Regions from separate parts of the Mus musculus genome. Here region 2 is linked to region 1. A link is a loop called in an ENCODE intact Hi-C map of the cell type or tissue named here. Cell type or tissue: heart. All regions are shown on one strand. Links, peaks and the distances in the headings refer to the core of each region. The heading gives the core; the rest is flanking DNA. Region 1 overlaps Trdmt1 (tRNA aspartic acid methyltransferase 1). Region 2 overlaps Cubn (cubilin (intrinsic factor-cobalamin receptor)).

The links. Peaks named below come from ENCODE experiments on the same cell type or tissue, not always from the same donor. Only the 100,000 strongest peaks of a DNase experiment are listed, where the experiment ranks them.
Region 2: a loop joins it to region 1, with 2.1 times the contacts of the local background. A loop is called at or near these places in 1 of 42 quality-filtered maps.

Annotation. Positions count from the first base shown.
Region 1 is chr2:13,523,192-13,532,175 of GRCm38, forward strand. Trdmt1 (tRNA aspartic acid methyltransferase 1) reads right to left here. Exons shown (of 11, transcript NM_010067.4): 3 at 2,427-2,503; 4 at 235-306. Among named protein-coding and RNA genes, the nearest start is that of Trdmt1, 17 kb to the right of the region's middle. In heart, for the core only: a CTCF peak has its summit at 3,676 (motif pointing left); no DNase peak of the experiment used is centred there; H3K27ac peaks cover 290 bases.
Region 2 is chr2:13,387,946-13,395,945 of GRCm38, forward strand. Cubn (cubilin (intrinsic factor-cobalamin receptor)) reads right to left here. Exons shown (of 67, transcript NM_001081084.2): 29 at 894-1,075. Among named protein-coding and RNA genes, the nearest start is that of Cubn, 100 kb to the right of the region's middle. In heart, for the core only: no CTCF peak of the experiment used is centred there; a DNase peak (open chromatin) is centred at 3,316; H3K27ac peaks cover 3,829 bases.

The sequences.
Region 1 (8,984 bases), core at 412-8,411:
GACTACTACCAACGAGCAAAGGCAACAGAATTGAGCTGGCTACTGACAGTTCTGTCACTCACTATGGAGGCAAGCATGAAACTGCGAAACATTTCATGTTATTTTTATTAGTTGTGGTAAAAAAAAAAAAAAGGTGCATGTGATAACCACTAATGTCTACAAAATGACAAACACTACATTCTTCATACCCTCAACTGCAAACCTAAGGTAAGTGTACAAGAATCTACTGTTTACCTTGGGAGAATATCTAGAATATACAAGAAGCTAGTTGTCCTTGGATCGGTCATATCCCCCTGTAGGCCAATTCTAAAAAAGCAAAGAAATCACAAGAGTTTATAAAAAATTGTATGTAATGATATCAAAAAGACTTAGCCAGTTAAGAGAATTTAAATTAGTTGATCGTCACCATAAGAAAGAAAAGACAGGAAAGTAGCTGATTGGGTGGGCAGCAATCTGGAGCAGATGACAACGGTGATAAGCACCATGCAAGCACACTAAGCAATGGGAAATGCCCAGATAATCCTGTCGGGTGTAAACAGACCCTTGATCTCAGGGTTTTACTTTACAAGCAGGAATTGCAGCTAGGGCCAGCACATGTAAACAGGAGGCACTGGGCTAGCAAACAAGTCGTACAAAGGTTCACAGTGTGGTCAAGGTTCAAGTAGGAAGGAACCCTTAGATTGGGTCTGAACAACAGGAACAGAGGATCAGGTTTTTAAACTTAATGCTTAGTAGCTTCATGCTCCTAAGCTAGGTAACACTGCTGTCACTTTCCCCATATCTGACACCAAGGCGAAATCTACCAGTGAGTCTGAGGCTTATTAGCTGGGGAGTAAACTGGATTTAAACTGATTCCTCAGAAATCAGTTTTTATATTCTGTCCCTTTCCACTCAGAGTTCAGATAACAACTCCAGTCAGTTAGTGCCTGGCATCACATCAACAGCTGGAACTAGGCTTACAGTGAAGATGCTGAGCCCACTGAAACAGTATATATACTCGGGCTGCATTCTATTTTATACACACTAGGCCACACCCTCCCATATGCTCAAACCCACCCTCATATGGAATGCCATCTGTCATCGCTGATAAAACTCCTACTCTCTGTTCAGACACAGCTCTAATCATGCCTCTGGAAGAACTTCCCTTTCTGGGCATGATGCACGCCATTTTATCCTCTATGTTCTCATGGTACTCCCAGAGTTCTTACAGTACCAAATGTCACAATTTATATAATACTAATTTATGAGTCATCCCTTTCAACTGTAAACTCTGAACATTAGCAATGACAGCATCAAACACATTGCATGGCATACAAGCACAATAAACCCTCAAAAAGATAAGCTTCCTGAAGTTCAAAGATGTTAAAAAGTAACACAAGAATATTTTCTTGAATCAAAATATTTATCATATAACACTCCAGTTAGTCATATTAATACAAAGTATATAAATGATTAATAAATAATGGCTCTGACATTGTTTAACTGTACAGTCATGAGAAAGTTAACCTATCTATGCCTCAGTTTCTCACTTTCAAAATAATAATAACAATAAGACCCTATTACTATAGCCTCTTAAAATAATTTATACTATTAAATAGTGAAAATGATCTAGGTTTAATTTAAGACACAGTTCTTGTTAAAAATATTAAATTTGAAATGAGAAATTATAATGTGACTATGAAAAATCTGAATTATAATATTAATTTTGAGAAATACACAAATTGTAAATGTATGCTAAAATTTTTCACAAATTACTTACATATAAAATATTTCTTAAGGGAATTCTGTTTCACTGATCAGAATTAGCTATGAATTCAAGAGGTGAAAAATTTAAAGTGAGTAACATAATCTGAAAGAAAATAAATGTACCTTAGATATACCTATAACATAGCATTACGTATTTACTGTTGATCAAATTATTTTGCTATTCTGACTGTAACTGCGGATTCCTATGCTCGATGATGAATTATCAATATCTAAAATGAAGGGATATATTTACAGAGCATTTTAAAGCTTTGAAAGTGCAGAAGATGGCCTAGTCAACCATCAATGGGAGAAGAGGCCCTTGGTCTTGGGAAGATTCTATGCCCCAGTACAAGGGAATGCCAGGGCCAGGAAGCAGGAGTAGGTGGGTTGGGGAGCAGGGTGGGGGGAGGGGATAGGGAGCTTTGGGGATAGCATTTGAAATGTAAATGAAGAAAATATCTAATAAAAAAATTGTAAAAACAAAAAGTGCAGCTTAAGCTTTTAAAGTTCTTTGATTTTCCCTTCTCCTTTCTTTCCTCTTTTTATCTCCCTTTTGGTGAGGGTGAGATATGTGTCATAATTTAAACCCAGGGCCTCAACGCATGCTGGGCAAGAATTTACTTAGCTGTATTTTCAGCCCATATACTCTTCCCAAAGAGAAAAACACTTATTACACATACCTTGTGAATGGCTGGCATGGAGGGCTCATTAAAATCATATTGAAAGATAGCTTGTCAAAGTCTTCCAGTGAAATACCCTAAGAAAGAAACATTTGAAAGAAAAAACAGACAGAATGAAGAGAAGACTAGACAGAACTAAAGCCATCAGAGATCACAGTTTCCATACCACAGCACAGCTTTACAACGCAGCTTCAGTTACACTAGCCTCCGTCCAAAGCAACTTTGTGAAGAAGCTGTGCGGCTGTGCGGAGGCACAGTGACTTCGTCCACAGCACTAATTCCTCTGTGAAGACTCAGGTGTAATGCTGTCGTTTTTGGACTCGACCATGTAGAACTTATTTTGTAATCAACTATATTGGGAAAGGTCTGGGGATCTTTAAGTGCCCATCTATTAATATGCTTCTCTGTTCAGTGAGTGTGTAGTGATGAGTAGCTGCACTCTTGTCTAGTGCTCTCTGCTGATTTACTAGCAAATCAAAAGGCCTCATGTTCAGATACCAGCAAGTAGTTTATTGTTTTGTCCTTAGCACAAGGAACTTCAAATGATTATACACAGGAGTAATTAAAATAACACCTAACTTGTTCCTTTTACACATGCATATAAAACGCATATATGTGTACACAGATCAGAAGATAAACAATGAGAACACATGTCAGGGATTTGCCAATACTCCTTAAGCAGTCTTGGCCAGAAATGTAGAAAGAATAGACCAGCATAGCAACCTCTATAATTTTTATGACAAATCTCTAACAAGTTTGTGTAAATTGGTAAAGCAGGAAATTTCTGAAGAGTGAGTTGACCTGGGAATGAGTCAGCTGTCTCTGTTAAGTTAGTGACATACACAAGGGCAGAAAATAACATGGATCTTGAGGAAGTACTCATTTTTTCTAATTTTATTACAAGAGATTAAAATGTTCAGAAAAAGTCAGGCAGTGGTGGCACACGCCTTTAATCCCAGCACTCAGGAGGCAGAGGCAGGCAGATTTCTGAGTTCGAGAGCAGCCTGGTCTACAGAGTGAGTTTCAGCACAGCCAGGGCTACACAGAGAAACCCTGTCTTGAAAAACCAAAAAAAAAAAAAAAAAAAAAAAAAAAAAAAAAAAAAAGGGGGGTGGGGGCAGAGGGGGCTGTAGAGATGGCTCAACAGTTAACAGCACTGACTGCTCTTCCAGAGGTCCTGAATTCAATTCCCAGCAACCACATGGTGGCTCACAGTCATCTCTAATGGGATCCGATGCCCTCTTCTGGTGTGTGTCTGAAGACAGCTGCAATGTACTCATATAAATAATAAATAAATCTTTAAAAGGACAGATGGATCCTGCTGCAATGATAATGAAATGTGTTCAGAAAAAGACACCAAATTTTATGAATGCTTTCAGATGTAGTGTTCCTCTTTCCAAAACAGGTTCATTAAATAATAGCAATAAAATCTTTACTTGTAATACTAGTGCATTTCTGAAAGGAAGGCCACTTTAGTCACATTACAAGCATCCTTCAGATATGCTTCTGATCAATTTGCTCACGTTTTATTTATAGCTATGAAGCCTGTACTTACAAGACAATGGTTTTCCTATCTTGTAGCATAGAACTGACAAACAATGGAAACTTCCAGCTGGCTACTTCTATCCCATCCTTCCCTGTGAAAGTATTTTATACACTATATCTACAGCAATTTGATGTCCCCTGAGGACTATACCAGGTGGCATGCTAATCTCTTGTCTGAAGTCATTTATCAGTGTCAGCTGAGTCCCTTTCATCCTTTATCCACATTTTCCTTCATCATCTGTTCACTTTATAAGTACAATATGTTCCTTCATTCAGCAATTGTACCATTTACATGGCAGTCATTGTCGTATTCAACAATGAACAAGCTCAGTGAAGTGTCTGCTTGTGAAATCTATACACTAGTCACTAGTGATTTTCCTCTTGTTAGCTAGATAAATGAACTGAGTACTCTGATTTTATCTATAGCTTTTTGACTAAGGAGTTCCACCTATATGTGATGTTTCAGCTCAACCGCAGATGATAACAGACTTCTCTGGCAGGCTTTCTGGGAAAAGCTGCCTTTTTCAAGGCCACCCTGGTACACAGCCAGAATTGTATCAACGTGTCTGAAGGGAGCTGCAGTCAAGGTCTTGCTGCCTTGGACAATCATGCTCTTAGCACAGCTATCTTCCCGGTCTCAGAGTGTCCATTCATTCTAAATGAACCCATTTCTCCATCCAGAAATTTTGCCTATCAGAAGTCACCTGCTACTGCCTGCTAGAGCCGAGGGAAGAGACTGAAGGACAATCCTCCCCACAATATCTCAGTATATAGCACACTTCCAGTCCTGGGCCTCCCACTCACCCTGGCCTCACGCCACTGCTCCCTAAGCAGGGAAACAGCCTCCACCTGACTCAAGGTAAATCCGTTCAGGGTCTCCTTAGAACCTGGCTGATACTTTCTGACCTAACCTGTATACGTTAACTGAAAAGGTCAGACTCATAGAGGCAGAATGAACTGGTTGAAAACAGTAGTTGAAGAGTACCCAGCTTCAGGTAAGGCCCAGGAGTGAGTCCAGGCAATCTATTACACAGCATGGTGATGGACACTGTACCTGAAACTGCCCAGCAGGCTCACACAAAGTAGGAATGTAGGGGAGGAATATGCCAGTCTGCTCAGTTTAACCATTTTGCTGCATCATATGTGAATATATAAAAATCACATGCCATAAATAGATATAAAAGATACTCTTCCATGGTCCTTACAAACACACACATTAACAAACTGACCCTTGTTTAAGTGAGCTGGAGGTGCCTTCCCCGGCCATTTCCCTGTGTCCAATAATTTCATGGTTACCATTAGCTATTACAACTAGCAAGGAACATAATTAAAGTTTGAGTCCTCAGCCATCTCCTGGTGCACATCTGGGATCTCAACCGTCCCAAACACACAGAGTTCCTCACCGTTTCTCTTCAAGAGTAGAGCAGAAGAATACCGAATTGTTGGAACTAAAACAGTCAGTGGATACTATATCGAGAATTAGTTGATTTGGGTTGTATCTGGTTAGATGTGCTTTAAAATATTTACATTAAATTAAAATTTTAATAAAAATTTTAATAAAATACTCAGGGATGCCACTTGCTATTTTACAGAAATTTTGGAACCTAAACATACCTAAGTTTGGAGCTGGATTAATCCAGAATTATGTAGTTTGGGTATTCTTTCTGTGAACATATTCATACTGATACCTTCACGACGAGGAGGCTATACTGACTGGCCATGATGCTTCTGAAATGCAGTTATTATCACACTTGGCACTATAATCAAGGCCACAGTTTTGTAGCTAGAGAGAGGTCATTGGCCTTAGGTGAGAACCTAGTACTCTGCTTAACTGACTCTTGGTGCGTTGTTTACCCATAGTAGTGCGTCTCTCGAGCCTCATCAGAGAAGCTGCTTTTTGCAGTAGACAGAGATTAACAGAGACCCATAACCAGTCATGGGGCAGAGAATGAGACTGTGCTGTGCGGTGCTGTGCTGTGCTGTGCTGTGCTGTGCTCAGCCTTAAATTGGAAACCTGCATATATCTGTCTCCGTCTCCCTCCCTCCCCCAGGGGCCATGGATTCCTTTAGTGGAGGTGGCAGAAAGGTTGAGAGAGCCAGGCAATGGATGACTACAATGAAGCAATGTTTCTAGACACAACAGGGCAGCTGTGCATATGAACCATAGTTGCACATATAAACTCACAGCAGTGGTAACAGCATACACAGGACTTGCAAAGCTCAGGGCAGACAAAACCCTAGCATGGAGGGAGCTAGGCGCCAAGAGCCACTCCAAACTGAGTGGCTACTGGTAACTAGTAACTAATGGCTTGGAGTGGGTGGGTTAGTTTTCTTTAAGCATGTGGCTCCTGATAGATTTACCCTGATCCAGTGAGGGGCCACCTATCCAAGAGTACAAAGGAGGCACAAATTATACTTGATGAGGTGTTTCTTTAACTAGGACACACAGCTGGGCTACTGTGGAAGGAAGTCAATGCAGGAGGAATTAGGGGAGGGGTGAATATACTCACAGTATATGAGATTCTCAAAGGATAAAAGTATTTTTAAAAAATGACATGGCTCCTCCCTATAATGTGCATGGTGGGTGACATGTGCTCTCAGTGATAAGTGTTCTTCAGTTATAAGCACTGCCGGCCACTTCTACACACTGAATCACAGGGTCGGACATTTTATACAGGTTCCAAGTTTTTTCAACTAATAGTTTTAAATATTTTGTTTTTCTTTTTAATTCTGTACATGTATGTTTGTTGGGGGTAGGTGCTCATGGGTGCCGAGGCTGCAGAGTCCATAAGGTGTGTCAGGACATCTGGAGCTGGAGTTACACGCAATTGTGATCCTGAGAGCTGATGTCGCATCCTCTGGAAGGAGAGTGTGAAGGCTTAACTGCTGAGCAATCTCTCTGACACTCAGGGTTTGGTTTTTTTTTTTTGGGGGGGGGGGCTTGATGGGAGAAGGGAGCATACGTAACTGTGACGTGTTCATGTAATTAAATTATACTTAGGGGTAAAAGGAAACCAAGTCCTGAGTAACACTGCAGTGTGAGCAAACCTTGGGAAAAGTATGCTAAATGAAGATGGTAGAAAAAGCTCACATCTGATTGTTCATGTCAAGTTTCCAGAGCAGTCAAATCCATACAGACAAAAAGTAGGTCATGGTTGTTAAGCTAGAAGTGAATAGGAATGGGGAGTGGCTGTTAACAGTCTGCTATTACATTTTAGCATTGGAAATATTCTGGAATCAGAAAATGTTGATACACAGACAACTTTGTAAAAATACTAAAATCCACAAAATATATGTTTTAAAGGTAGGCTATATGGAACTTTAAGGTAGGTTATATAGTATATAAAGTATATCTCAATTTAAAATTTGCATCTTTCTATATTTGAGTACAAGTTCTAAGGACGAACCTTCATACAAAAACAAAACAAAACAAGACAACCCCAGAAATCCTTAAAAGCTATATTAAATACAAGTAAAAGTAATAGCTACTTTTCCTCCTCCTACTATAGTAGACTTCAGTTAGTGCAGACCACCATTGCTGGGAAGAGACTGAAAAATTAAAGTGCAACCGTATGACCGCCACAGCTTTCTGCTAAGTAATCATAATTAGACGGCAGTGAAGGGAGGGAACTCCCAAATAGGACCAAGGAAACTTCATAAGTGCAGAGGAAACAGTCGTTCCGGGAAGGAGATAAGGGGACTGGAGTGTGTCATGGGATGAAGGAGGCTACCTATCTGCACAGCTGTCCCACAGGGTCTCTGGGAATCAGTCTGTGCACACAGCAGTCAAAATATCAAAAGATGGAGCGATAAGCAAGTGCCAGGGAAAGCACAATTGCTGAGAAGATGCAATTTCACACTTTTCACAAGGTCAGGATCACTTGGTACCAAGCAGAGGGACCTATGTACGTATGGTGATAATCCAACAGGGAATTTATAGTGTCTGAATTCAGTATGTATTAAAAACTCTAACTATCAGGCCGGGCGTGGTGGCGCACTCCTTTAATCCCAGCACTCGGGAGGCAGAGGCAGGAGGATTTCTGATTTCGAGGCCAGCCTGGTCTACAAAGTGAGTTCCAGGACAGCCAGGGATATACAGAGAAGCCCTGTCTCGAAAAACCAAACCAAAATCAAAACCAAACAAACAAAAAAAAACCTCTAACTATCAAAGAGACATATTGTTGATGTGAGAACTGACTTTTGTATACCACTGAGAAAAGAGCCCAGAAATACACCCATGAATACGCGATCTATTTCTTGTAACATTCCAAGGAAACTGAGTAGGAGAATACTGTCTTAGTGAATAATCAACTTTACGTTCCCTTGAGAGGAAAAGGGGTTGGAACTCATTCGGCAGACTCTACACAATCAGTAACTCTGAATGGATCGTAGATTCAAATGGAAAAGTAAACCTACAAATTTAGAAAAACAAAAAACAAAAAACAAAAACCAGAAAAATTTGGAGAATGAAAGGGTTTCATACAGTACACTGAAAAATGTTCTCATGTCGGGGAGAAAAATCCTGTAATTTCTACACCTTGATGGAAACAGCTAAAGAAATACAAAGACAAGCTATAGAATTAGAGAAAACACTTGTTATGCATATTTCTGAGCAAATAAGTTTAATCCAGAAACCATACATAATTCACATAGCTAAGCAATACAAACTGCACACACTTGGCCTGAGTGCCACTTCATGGCATGTAACTTATGGCTTCACGAGGACTCTATGCAAAAATTTCACAATAAGAAAGTGAAGGGCCAGATGTAGTGGCGCATGCCTTTAATCCTAGCACTCAGGAGGCAGAGGCAGGTGGATTTCTGAGTTCGAGGCCAGCCTGGTCTACAAAGTGAGTTCCAGGACAGGATATACAGAGAAACCCTGTCTCGAAAAACCAAAAAAAAAAAAAAAAAAAAAGAAAAAAAAATGAAGGCCAATTTTCACAAGAAACATTGGTCTTTGATGTGTTTCCCTTTCCTTCCCTACGGATAAACAGCTAGGAATGGAATCAC
Region 2 (8,000 bases), core at 1-8,000, 140 kb before region 1:
TTACCATGTATCAGTCAGGGGTTTGAATGCTTTTGCTCGCTCACAGGCGTCAGGTGCTTACTCTGTGTCACACACTAGCTGTAGAGTTATATGGAATAGTAGTCCCTAACACTAACAGATGGGGAACTTGTGTGTGTTTAGAAACCATTTAATTTTGCTGATAGGTCCAAGTTGATTATAATAAACTTTAAGGCCTAAAGTTCAAAATGGCTACCTTAATTTTGTGAGATAAACTCTTAAGGTAGCCTTGAAAAGGTTTTGTAGATAAAGACCACACTAAGGAATAACAACAACAAATAACAAAACAAAACCAACAAAAGCAAATAACAAAACAAAACCAGCCCTCTGCAGCAACTATAGCTGTAGCATCCTGACCATCCCACAGCCCAGGCAGCATTTGCTGCTGTAAAGGGGTCAGTGGCACTTGCAGTCAGTGTGCTGGGGCCCCTCTTCCACTGACTCCCAAATGCAGAATGCTTTCTCTAAGGAAGATTCCTCGGACCAGAAGGAGAAGTGTGGGCTGTTAAAGAGCCCAAGCACAGATTTTATCAACAGGAAAAGAAGAGAGGGAACTGATGGCTCAGCTTCCTATCCATCCGGAAAAGAGACAGAACCAAGCCTGCCCACTGGGGACCCTTCCCTGTTCTTTGCTCATATTGACACCCAATTGCTGCTACCTGGCCTTACCTCCTAGTGAACTGTTACTAGCCACTAGGAGAGAAACCAAACTGCTATATTAATCCCTTATTCTACTAACACAATCCATTCATAGAGGAGGATACTTGCTAGAATGCCTAAGCATAGAACAGGACTAGCCACAGGAAAGAAGATGGGGATCTCTCTAGTTCTACCCAAGATTTTGTGATACACTGGAGAACAATCAGACTTCCTACCTCCAGGGTGTCATACTTGCAGCTTGCATGATATTCCACATCAAAGTCATGGATGGTGAGCTGAATGCTATTCCCTGGGGCCACGCGAATGTTCCAGATACACTCCTTGTTATGAGGATAGCTGTTAGGGTACCCAGGGCTGCTAAAGGAGCCCATGGTTCCAGACATCTCTCCACCACAGCCTGTCAAGTAAAAACAATCTGTTAGCACAAAGTGACCATAGAAGCCAGAATGTATTCAAACCTTCTGCTCACCAAAGGTGGCAAAGAACTATGGCTCCTATAGGAGAGATGTTGTGCAAAAGTTTAATGTTGCCATTATAAAGCAGTAAGAGGGTCATGAGATAAAGTAAATTGTAGAACGCATGCTTATGATATATAAGACCTAGGCTTTAAGCCCTAGCAGAGAGGGCAAGAGAGGGAAATCATTATTAAATTTATTCATTTTAGATAAACAATATTACATTATTTATATAATGCTGAGTTCTTATTCCTACACATCTAGACCTAAGAGGAACACAGTGAATTCTGGGAGTGGGGGTCCTAATAGAACCTAATAGGAGAATTTCCAATCTATAAAGAACACAATGCTAGCCAGGCATGGTGATGCACATCTGCAATCCTAGCAGGGGAAATGGAGACAGTGTCATGATCATCAGGACAAGGTTATCCTTGGTTACATAGGAAGGTTGAGAGCCCAGCCTGTACTAGCTGAGATTGTCTTGGGAGGGAGGGGAGAGAGGAAAAGGAGGCAGGCAGGGGGAGAGGGGGAGAGAGAGGTGGGGGAGAGAGAGAGAGAGAGAGGTGGGGGGGGAGAGAGAGAGAGAGAGAGAGAGAGAGAGAGAGAGAGAGAGAGAGAGAGAGGGAAAGAGGGGAAAAGGGAGAGAAGAAGAAGGCCAAAGCCCTTGATTCTGGCTCAAAGTTCTGAGTGCTACCACCTTCTTCTCGTGCTTCTCTCCTACTTTGTCCTGAAACTTGTGTTTCCAGACTTTTCCCATGTCATATAGTGTTTCTCCTTTTATGTCAAGGAGGGAGTGGTGTGTGTGCCATTTTGAAAATCACTATGTAAAAGCAAACATACTAATATTATTTATAGACTGTGGAGAATGGTATATAACAATAAGTGCCATCAAAGATTAGGTAACACTTTTCCAACTGTAAAACCACACTGAAAATATCCCTGAAGCCGAAAAGCAGTGTAGCTGGTACAATTCCTCGGAACCTCTGCTGAGCTCTAGGGACACCACTCACAGTCTACTTACTCCAGAAACTGGTACTGCCTGAGCCTGGGCAGCCCAGGAACCTGTGTTATGTTCAAACATGGAACTTTCCTCTAAATTACAAGTAAGTGAAGCCATTCTGTTTACATGCTAAAGTGCTTGATAACCAAATGTGAAAGCCCTTAGAGAGAAGGAGGGAAGGAGCTTGGGTAACACATCTCTGCGTATTTATTTAGGTTCAGCCTATCAGCTAATTGAATCCAAAATCATAGTTGACTCATCTAAGGCTCTGTATCACTTTTTCCCCATTGTGTCTCCTAATGTTTTTAGGTTTCCTTGTAAATTCCTTTGCACATAACAGGAAGCTAACACCCCAACCTGTTACTGTACTCTGGGGTGATAATATCAGGTTCCAAACTCCAGTGCTCAGAGTTGTTATATAGGTTAATAAAAGAGTCAAAATAAGATTTTTGGGAATGATGGGATAATTGCTCTGCTTGTACTATGTACTGTCTCTTAGCAAAAGTTTATCTAGATATAAAAGTACACTACACTACACATACACACACACACACACACACACACACACACACACACACACACACACACACAAATAAACCTTGGAGCTAGGAGTAGAATTATTGGCTAAAAATTTAGCTAGCAATAGAAAAAAAAAAGATACAAAATTATTCATTAAGTTGTAAGCTTTTAAAAACAGTTCCATGTATACGGCAGTTTAGTTCTCAAATGCTTTTAATAAGCACAGTATATTGCTTGAAATTCCTAACAACACGAGTTAGGCATGAAGGTATGGGGCTCACTTTAGAGATGATCTGTGAGCCCAAGTCTCTTAGTGAATTCCTCTAGAGAAAATCCAGTTAGTCAGATACAGCCTAGCCCCTCTTCATTTCTAGTTCTGTGCTGTCTCTATCAAACTTGGTGGCTGTACCTGCCTGACGGTGTCTTATCCTCTCAGCTGCTCTGTTCACTGTCTAAACACAGAATTACCCCAGCAACCTGGGTAAAGGAAGCAGAGCAAAATCTTTGTATCGACTTTGAGGCAAATCTGACACTGTCTAGTGTGTTGGTGTCTAGTGTAGCCAAACTGGACTACAGTAGTGCTTTGAAGTGACTCACATGTTTTCCCAGTTTTAAGCAGTTGATCTTTATAAAACCTTTCCCAGGACTGATAATCTATTTGGTTTTATTTCCCTCCAAATCCTCGTCATCAGCTGAAAGGAAGTGTTTCCCTTATCAGCAGGAAGCACACTGCTCTACAGTGCTCTGAACAAGAAAGAGTTGAAAGCCGTTGCTTAGTCTGTTTATTGAGATAGATAATTTAAAATTTTGCTCAAGTAAGAACTCAGCTAATACTGGTTTTGTTTTGTCTAAAACAAGCTATGAATTTTTAAATCGCAGCACAGAACTATAGCACAGGTCTTCTGTGAGTTCTTTCTTTAAGACAATTATAATCAGGGGCAAGGTGGTTCAGTTTATCCTCCTGTGCCCCGAGGTCACTCAAGGTGTCAGCTCTTCATTTTTTTTTTTTTTTCTGTTTTCCTAACACTGTAATCTGAAAGGTGATTTTTCAGGAGAGGTGCCTGTGTGGAATAAATAAGGCTAAGATCCACTAATACTGGAGGAAAGGAGCTACAAAGCCAGCTTCCAGGGTATCCTCACATCCTGCTCTCTGCTTCCAGGAGTCATTGTTCAAAGCCCAAGAGCCAACATACAGTAAAATCAGTAACTACAATAAAAACAAATGTTAAATACAACAAAATGGGGAGGCTCACATACTCAACTGAATATTGATTTATATTATAATAGTCTTTCTATGAACTGAAAACTCATACCCTTTGTTCCGTAATATCTTACAATGAGCTCATTGGTTAGGCCAGTTTTCTTCTATCACATAAAAAGGCTTCTTAGTGCCTGTGCCTACAGTTGTCTATTTCCTCTCTGTTTTGTGTTATTGAAACTTGTTTTTATTTAAAACACACAAGCACAAAATCCTGAAGGCAGAGGATACACAGAGGAGCCTGATTTTATTTTCTGTAGGAATTTTAAAACTCGTGGGTGTGTCAGAACAGAAACAACATTAGAAGAGCCCTTTCATGAACAGATCTTTACGTTATCCTTAGAAGTAGGCAAGCAACAGCCAGCAAGGAAGGAAAAGCAGAGCTGGAAAGGGCTGGGGAGGTCTGGGAGTGGAGCTCTGCTCTTGGCAGGGTAGGTTTGATGGGAACGAGGGCTGAAAAGCTGGGAAGTGAGGGAAACTCCAAGTCACGGCCAGCTAACCTATTTTCTGGTCTTCTTGTTTTACCTCATTCCATGATCATTGAAGCTCATGTCCTTGTTCTCACAGAAAAATGCTAGCCCGCAAGTATTCCCTAGAAAATCAATCTGCAAATTCTGAAGTTCAAGTCAGTCCTGACAAATTTGGGAGACTTTGTCTTTGCCTTGGCTTCAAAGGCAAGAAATGTGACATTCTCCTAAGGAAAAGGAGGAAACAAGAAGACAGGAACAAGAAAACCGAACAAAGCCAGAGTGAAAAAGAGTTGTTCAAAGTCACAGTACAGAACACTCTGGAATGAGTGGAGTCATTTCCCAATGTCATGTCTGCCAGGAACCTGAAAATGTGACAGGCAGGTCTCTGCAACATTATCAGGTCAAGGAACAGCTACTGGGTTAGCATGAGACTGAAATCTCTCCTGAGAAGAGAGAATGTGAGCCTGACACCGAGGAAAGGCTCCTGGGTAAAGAGAGAGGCAGAAGTTGAGGTTGCAGCTGCTATCAGGCACAAACCCCAGCACTTTCCAGTGCACAACAGGAGTTGGGAGAGGCAGGAAGGTTCATTCTTCCCCAGGGCTCTGCTTGATGCAATGGTCTTGACTTTCGATCAGTGCCTTCTTGAGCAAAGTAATACATTCCTGCTGTCTTAAGCCGCCTGTTCTGGGTACGTTATTACAATGGCTTTATGCTAGTACAGCTCATTCTTTTGCTCATAACTGAGGCAGACAAGCTCCCAGGCAGGCATAAGGAGGCAGCAGCTCTAGAATCACACAGCAAGAAGTACTGCATGTTGTACTAACCTCTTCTTATTTATCACCTTGAACATTAGATGATGGTTAGAGAAGAATGCGGTTAGAAATAGAAAAGATCATTGAGAAAACCAGCAACAGACTCTGGGTCTAGTACCACGTTAAAAGAGTGACTTTTTTTTTTAAGACTTAAGAAATCATGAAGGATTAGACAGTTTCATCTTCCATGGGGACTTTATCTCTACTCCACACTTTCTGATAATAAATTTTAATTGATTTCTATATAGCCATATGGAGTGAAATTGCCTGTTTTTAATTGTATAGGCCAAAATGCAAAACAAACAAACCCTTATTATGAAGTATGTTACTTGAACAAAAAAAAATATCAGAAGTGCAAAATCAGTGGTACCTATAGCTATAAAATTATAGGAATGACTATGCAAGTTATCATACGACTGTATAAGATTAAGGCAGCCACAGCCTCTAACTATCTGAGATGACCTGGATATGAATATTAAAGTTCTTCACCTGAGCACCCCAGATAAAAAGAGATAAATCAGGATGGCCACACTTTATATTAAATTTAATTTCCTATACATAAAGGATAGACATCTTTCATTTTAACCCAGAGAAGCATATCCGGTCTCAACACTTTCGCTGAGATGCACTGTACCCAGTTCCTTCGAATCTACTTTTTCTATTTTGAATTTCTTCTTAGATTCAGAATGTTTTCCCAGTAGAAATTCTTCCCTTACAGTTCTCCAGGATAAGTCAATTCATTAATTATAGTCATTCTATCTCTCTATCATCTATCACCTCTGTCTCTCAGGGTGTTTTGAAATTATTAAAGATTTCTAAACAAAGTGTAGTATAAGATATCTTCAAAGGAAATAAAATTAATAAAATAGGAGAAATATCTTTCAAAGTAAGAGGTTGTACCTAAGACTACTGATGCTTCATAAAACCCTACTAACAGGCAAAGATAACGGGATCATGCCCTCAGGCATTCGCAAGTCCAACATTTACATTTCTATTTGAAAGTTTTCAAATCTTCAAATAGAAGATTTGAAAACTATGTCATTATCTAAGATAACTTTTTCCAGGGTGAGGCTCAGGGAGCCTCAGAGGCTCTGCCTCACCCTGTTCTCTCTGATTCTGCTGTGTACTCTGCCCTCAGTTCCCAAGCTTTTCTCCACAGGAAGGTTGCTCCACACCCAAAAATGCACAAAAACGAGCAGCACCATGCTGATGGTGTTGATATAACCACAGACGTTATCAATTCAAGGAGAGTCAAGCAGAGGCTGCTGCCTTACAGTTGGAATGAAGTTCAAGACATCCTCTAAGAGGGAAAATTTGGAGACAGACACACAGAACTGGGAAGGCCATGTAAAGATGGCAGCAGAGACCGTGGTTACAGGGACAGATGATTCCAAGATCATTTTCTGTTAGTAATATATCCAGGGTTGCAGTCAGCAAGCCAGCCAGCCTGGGTTTCTCGAAACTGAAGCAGAACAACTACATCAGCTAAGTCCTCACACACTCCACCCCACCCTCAGTGCCTATGCTGAGCCATCCAATCTCCTCTGAAGACAGCTAGCCTGCCCCTGGCATTATAACCTCACTCCTCCTTGTAAGCTACTTTCTGGAGCTGAGCCTGAGTAACAGAGTAGCTAACCCTGTGTTTTTTTCCCAGATGAATTAATTCCATTGACTACGTGTGGTAACTCCAGAAGAACTTTATGTAAATGGATGAGGAGAGGACCGTATCAAAGCTCCATGGTAGGGCACAGGCTTAGCAAGCATGAGTGTGCTCAATGAACAGAAAGAAAGGCAGACATCATGCAGAATGGCGAACAAACATGAGCTATTGTGTGCTAGACCTCTGACAATGTGCTCAGACCTCACCGCAGGACTTCAGTTTATTGCTACTTTGACTGAAGAAAGAATGAGTGAATGAGTGAATGAATGAATGAATGAATGGTGTAAATTTTTGTGGAGCTCTTGAAACAAGAACATAACTTACATGGGAAAGATTCTATAGATTTCTTTTAAATGTTTATTGGAGTTCATTTATAAAATTAGCTACTGCAAGCTTAGGACTTCTTCAGACCACAGTGAGATGCCACCTTTTCACAGTGAAACTTGTGAGAGAAACTGCTGATTTCAGACAGCAGGCCACGACTTAAAGCCCAGACTTTGGGGTCTGACACCAAAGGTTCCTCTGGGCCAATCCCATGGTCTCTGAACTTCTGAGTCTGAGTTAGTCACTTAGTGTCTTGAAGGTGCCCTTCTCAGCCATTTTTATCTACAAAGAGACAATGTTGCTTCTTTCACAGAAGTATTAGAGTGACATAGGAGATAATATTTTAAAGTACCCAGTACAGTGAAATTATTATTTTTTAAATAACAACATCAAGAGTGATAATAAGTAATGTCAGTAAGGTCGGTACATTAAATATTAATCATAATCATATTTTAATTCAATTTTCACAGGCCAATGTAATTTGTTTTGTCAGAATTAATGACCTGAGGCCGATTTCCTGGCAGAGAGGTGACTTACCAGCTAAAGGTTTGCTGACAGCTAACAAGATGGAAGCAGAGAGATGCCTGCTACAAGTTGACCTCTGACCTCCACATGCATATATGGTATGCACACCTACACACTATACATATAAATAAATGAATACTATGAGTAAATAAAATGTTTAAAAAATTCCTAAAGACAGAGTTAAAATTATTCTTAGGTGATAAAAACTTACATTGTTTAGTCTATATAATGAAAAGAAAAAGCATAAAATGATTTTGTATCACTCATTATATATATGCAGAATATAATTCTACTAACTT